Linked DNA regions of Mus musculus: region 2 is linked to region 1. The links are chromatin contacts, found by POLR2A ChIA-PET in ENCODE. All regions are on one chromosome and are shown on one strand. Each heading gives the region's core, a stretch centred on a gene start or an enhancer-like site at or near the end of the contact. The rest is flanking DNA. Distances are from core to core; before and after follow the strand shown. Region 1 holds the start of Abcf2 (ATP-binding cassette, sub-family F (GCN20), member 2). Region 2 holds the start of Nub1 (negative regulator of ubiquitin-like proteins 1).

What was found. ChIA-PET counts read pairs that join two places held with the same protein, here RNA polymerase II (POLR2A).
Region 2: POLR2A ChIA-PET joins it to region 1 with 15 read pairs in Patski. The contact joins the promoter of Nub1 here to the promoter of Abcf2 in region 1. POLR2A ChIA-PET finds 5 or more read pairs at or near these places in 3 of 5 experiments (Patski and embryonic stem cell).

The regions. Positions count from the first base shown.
Region 1 is chr5:24,576,021-24,578,829 of GRCm38, forward strand. It overlaps Abcf2 (ATP-binding cassette, sub-family F (GCN20), member 2), which reads right to left and starts at 1,447. Exons shown (of 14, transcript NM_013853.2): 1 at 1,327-1,447; 2 at 499-707. The coding sequence starts at 667.
Region 2 is chr5:24,684,360-24,687,117 of GRCm38, forward strand. Nub1 (negative regulator of ubiquitin-like proteins 1) reads left to right here and starts at 1,456. Exons shown (of 15, transcript NM_016736.3): 1 at 1,456-1,663.

The sequences.
Region 1 (2,809 bases), core at 197-2,696:
ATGATTTCAAGCAAGTCTAGTCTACAGAGTTCCAGGACAGCCAGGGTTACACAGAGAAACCCTTCTATCTCCAAACATCTGCCTCCCCCCCCAGAAAAGACAGCACCATATGGTAGAGCCTGTATACTCACCACCATAGGTAGGAAGAAAAACAGGAAATAGTACAAGTTGCCTTCCCTTTTATTGTCTACTGCAGCACCAACCAAGGTAGATCAAAAACTCCCATCTGTGTTTGCCACTTGAATTCAGTTTCCTTCATCAGTAACAAGTTTTAACTCTATGGGTGTGGGTGTCACCAAAAAGTTTCATGGCATATAAAGACATGTGTCTGTGGGTGCTTTACTCTGTTTAAAAAGATGGGGATGTGAGGACAGCCTGGCCTCAAACCTTCATCTTTTTACCTTAGCCTCCCAAATGCTGGAATTAAAGGCCTATGCATCTGCATCCAGATTCTGATCTTGGCTTCGAAAACCAGCTCAGGAAACTCACCCAACCTACCTCCATCTCCTGTGGTCTCTCTGCCATTGGCCTCCTCGATTTTCTCTTCTGCCACCTGAGGTTCTGTGACAGCATCTCCATTTTCTTCATGTCCCTTTCTGGGTCGCTGTCGGGCTTTGGCAGCCTCCTTCTTTTTGGCTGCCTTCTTCTTGGCCAGGTCGGAAGGCATGGTGATGAGCCACAGGGGTAGTTACAGTCCTTTCAGGAGTCTGAAGAAAAGCAAACAGATACTCCAAAATTCTAAACTTACAGGTAAGAATGTCTGAGTGCTATCCCATCCCTCCTTGGAATTTTCCTATCAAGCCTGTGGTGCCCAACTCTTGTCCCCGCCAACTTTGTCCGGGCTTCTCACACTCTCTCGACCGCTCCTCCAGCCTCATCTCCTCCCTTGGGGTTCGCGCGCCAATCCCCACCGCCGGCTTCACTCGGATGCGCTCTTCCCCCAGGGCCTTAGTGAGGGACCGCTCTGCCCCTCGTCTCCAGTTTCCGAACTTGGCGCTCGCGCACCTCTGCCAGCCGCCTCCTTTTCGGTTCTTCGCCAGGAGTTCGTCCCGGACCTCCCTTCCGTCCCTCTCATCCACCCCACCGACTGCGGCGCGGTTTCTCTCCCGGAACCACGAGTCCTCCCCAGCGGGTCCCTAAGGGTCTCTGCGCTCGCTGCCCCTAACCTCCCCCACACCCCGCTCGCCGGCGTCTCTGCCTGGGCCAGTTCTTTTCCCTTTCGGCCCTTTCCATTCCGACCCTGAGCTCCCTTCCGCTTCTCCTCCCGCTTCCTGCTCACGGGTCCACACTCTCCTCCCCTCCGGCGCCCCTTCCCCCTCAACTCACGGGGCCTCGCCGCTCGGCCTCTGTCGCAACAGAGCTGCTCCTTGAGCTCCTCCGCGTGCGGCCGGCTCCCCAACCAATCACGGCCCCGGGCGGCCCTTGGCGCGCTGCCGCGAGGGCTTCTGGAAAATGTAGTTCTCAAATCGTAAGAACTTAGGGCGGGACTCTCCTCCGGAACTACCACGATTCCCAGGTGTTGCGCCGTTCTAGTGACGGCATCAGAACGCGCGATGATTCTGGTTGGGGGAGGATTAGAGTCCAAGAGGCCCGTCCTACCAAGCCGGTTTGAAGAACTGAAAACTGCAAATCCCAGATTGCTCCTCGGAGAGGTGGGCTGGTCTCCCAAAGGATACCCCACCCCTAGCAGATAAATTTACCAGGCTGCTCTACTGGTTTAACCAGCAGGAAGTGCGACTAAGCTTCCCGGCCAGCGTCCTAAGAGTGCGAGACCAAACAATGAGAGAAGAGAGTTAGAAGGTGGAGGGGAAAGAAGAGCGAGTTGCTGCTGGGCAGGTGGCTCTGAAAGTGAGGTAACCCTTTGTAGACCACGCCAACAGAACTCTGTTCGAGAAAGGCATCCTCGTCTCATGGAACCGAAATTGAGAGCCTCGTCCATCGCTAACGAAACTTTTTGAAAGTGCCAGACGCTGTGCTGAACCTTGGTATCTTAGTCAAGAGTTTCTGGGTTCCACCAGAGCCATGCGAATGTGGTGGAAAAATCTAAAGTATAGGACCACTTTGCTGAGTTTAGCTCTATGGACACTTAGTTGTGACTTGTTTCATTTCCTTTGAGTCTCACTGTCTAAAATCTAAAGCAGACTTAGTGTTAGGAACATTATAAACTAGATCTGTAGCCTCATACACAAAACAACTCTACGACCCTTGCTTGCTACCTGTCCAGGGTCCTGTCCACTGGTGTGTCATCACTGATGACACAGAAGGAAGCAAACTTAGTGCCCCTGAGTGCATTCTCAGAAAGTGACCCCCTTTTCCTCTAAGGTCACCATGTTGCCAAGCTAAATAGAAATTAGGCGTGAAGATCATTGAGGGTGGACATCACAAGTAGCTTCAGAGCCTGCCCCCTGTGTCTTTGGCAGCACACTAATTTTAAGATGAAAACGGGCTAAAGAGATGGCTCAGCAGTTAAGAGCACTGACTGCTCTACTAGAGATCCTGAGTTCAATTCCCAGCAACCACATGGTGGCTCACAACCATCTGTAATGAGATCTGATGCCCTCTTCTGGTGTGTCTGAAGACAGCTACAGTGTACTCATACACATAGATAAATAAATGAAAGAAAAGGGAGGAAGGTAAAAGGAGGCTTTGTAACACACACACACACACACAGCTTTAAAAAAAAAAAAAAAGAAAAAAGAAAAGAAAAAGGAAATCCAAATGGGCCTGCCAATCGCCTAAACAGGAAACTGCGGCTGCTAAGGAAGTTGTCTGTTTCAGAAACGAAGCACTAGTATAAAACCCATGTGAC
Region 2 (2,758 bases), core at 206-2,705, 110 kb after region 1:
GGCCTGCCTCTGCCTCTAGAGTGCTGGGATTAAAGGCGTGCGCCACCACGCCTGGCAGTTTTTTGTTTCTTTGTTTCTTTGTTTTTTGAGACAGGGTTTCTCTATATAGTCGTGATTGTGCTGGAACTAATCAATTTCCTTAGAGTGGAAACAGTTATCTACAGATACAGTTTTCTTGGGTTTACAGTCACTTTCTTTTGTTTGGTTCTGAAAGCTTTGTCAGTTTGGAGGGCATAACAAACAACTTGCAAATCTGATCCTTATCATAATAACAATTTGTTTAGTTCCTGATTCACAGTGAGGCCAGGCATTTTTGGACTGACTAAGCAGGCCTGCTCTGGGTTCTCCAGTACGTGTGTGGGAAGCGGGTGTTGAATGATGGATCTAGCTTCACTGGCAGGCTGGCAATTGGCAAACTCCTCGCTGGGGTTCCTGGTTGCTTAGGCTCCTGCAGGCTTGCTCAGGCCTCCTCTCACAGTCTGCAGCAAGATGGGGCTCAACACCAGAGCATTGTTTCTTTTCTCATAGTATTTAAAAAAAAAAAGGCCTTTTTTTTTTTTTTTTTTTTTGGTTTTTGGTTTTTGGTCTTTTTGAGACAGGGTTTCTCTGTTTAGCCCTGGCTTTCCGGAACTCACTCTGTAGACCAGGCTGGCCTCGAGCTCAGAAATCCCCCGCCTCTGCCTTCCAAGTGCTGGAATTAAAGGCGTGCGCCACCACTGCCCGGCGTCTTCATTTTTTTATGCCCGTTTGGATTGTTCCCTTACATAGACATAAGGGCACATGCATTTTTCACAGCGCTGAGCAAAGCAGATGTCTCTATCTACTGTACTCATGGTGGGAGTAGCCGCTGGAGGGAGGCATGGGTAGCGTACCTAACTTCACCATGAGCGGGGATCCTGGTGGGATTGTGGAGGGTAGTGTGAGAATCCTTTAGTCTAGGGGATCCCCTAGGCCTAGTAGAGGGAAGACGAGAAAAGGTTCAGGAAAACAGGTCTTGCTCTGTCAAGGCTTTTGGGGAATAAATAAAGGCAGACTCATTTTCCTCTGACTCTGAAAAACTCGGTCTGGGAGTGGTCCGAAGACCTCGTGATTGAAGACTAGCATTGCCTCACTTCCATTCCTCACCACGCCTCTTCCCCCTGCACAGCAGACCCCCTCCCACCGCTTTTGACCAGTTTTAGCCTTGCCTTTCCACCTAACAGCTCCACCTACAGTCGGCCCTTGCCTCCATCTTCCTCCTCGCCCGGTCCCACATCCGCTCCACCGCAAACTACCAGCCCCGCCCACAGATCGCCTGACCCTCAGCGCGGCCCTCGCCCCAACCACTTTGTCTCTCTTCCCCCTTACACGTCAGCCCCGCCCTAGCTACACTCTCCCTATTTCCATCTACTCTGTTGTCCCGCCCCATATCAGCCCCGCCCATTAAATACTAGCCCCGCCCACAGCCGCGTTTTCAGGGCTTCCTTCCGTTCGATGCTTCAGATCGCCCTTCAAGCCCCTTGGCCCCACCCTTCCATGCAGCTCCGGTCCTCGACCGGCCTTCCGGACAGCGCGAGGGGGCGGAGCCGGGGGCGGGGCCGGCCTCACCCGGAATGAAAACAAACGGCGGCCTTTGCCGCATCCGGGCACTCGGCAGGTCGCAGCTGGCTCGGCAGTGGCGCAGGTGAGACGGCTGCGGCAGCGACCGGGCCTTGGGCCTGGGCCTGGTAGCGCGGCCGGGGCGGCCGTGGGCTCGGTGGGCAGGAGCGGCCAGGCGGACGCGGCGAGGCGGGCTGGGGCGGAAGCGGGAGGGGGTCGCGGCGGGGCGGAGGGGAAGGGATGGACACCAGCCAGCAGCTTGAGTTTGGATGAGCTGACTGCCGGGGCTGACAGCGGAACGCGGGGTGTGAGAACGCAAGCTTTCTGGACCCACACTTGTCCTCGCCTCCTTCCCTTGCTTTTAAATAGGAGGCCCTAATGGCATGTCATTTCCCCGAGAGGGAACGTGTTGAATGTGCGTAAGGTTGTATGCAATCTCGATTGATCTACAAGTGAAAGTGGTATTTTCAACATTGATGCCTAAGGTTTCACTTTCGGTTCAGAGCGCTGATCTTGATGATTTACGTGTTTTCTGCGTTGGAACGCCCAGCAACACACATGAAACAGTTCTCCAATTAAAATTGAAAACTGGGCTGTTAGATTTTCTTCCTTTTGACCTAACACATGTCATTCTGGTACCTGTAACTGGATTTTCATAGGTTTGAATACAGTGGTTTAATTTAATTAATTAATTTTTTTGAGATGGTGACTCACTATGTAGCTCTGGTTGTCCTGGAATTCGCTAAAGGCGAGCAAAACTATAATCAAGCCGGTGGTTTAATTTTGTTCAACATTAAATCTTTATGTTAATCTGGGCATGGCATACCTTTAGCCCCAGCATTTAGGAGGCAGAGATGATCAGGTGATCTCTGTGAGTTCAAGTCCAGCCTGGTCTACATAGTAAGTTCCAGGACAGAGCTGAGTAGTGAGACTCTGTCATGGTTTTAAAAAAAACAAAACAAAAACAAAAAAACTTAGTCGGGCGTGGTGGCGCACGCCTTTAATCCCAGCACTTGGAAGGCAGAGGCGGGGGATTTCCGAGTTCGAGGCCAGCCTGGTCTACAAAGTGAGTTCCAGGACAGCCAGGGCTATACAGAGAAACCCTGTCTCAAAAAACCTAAATAAATAAATAAATAAATATTACGTGATGCAGACCTAGCAACAGTGTGGAGCACAGATG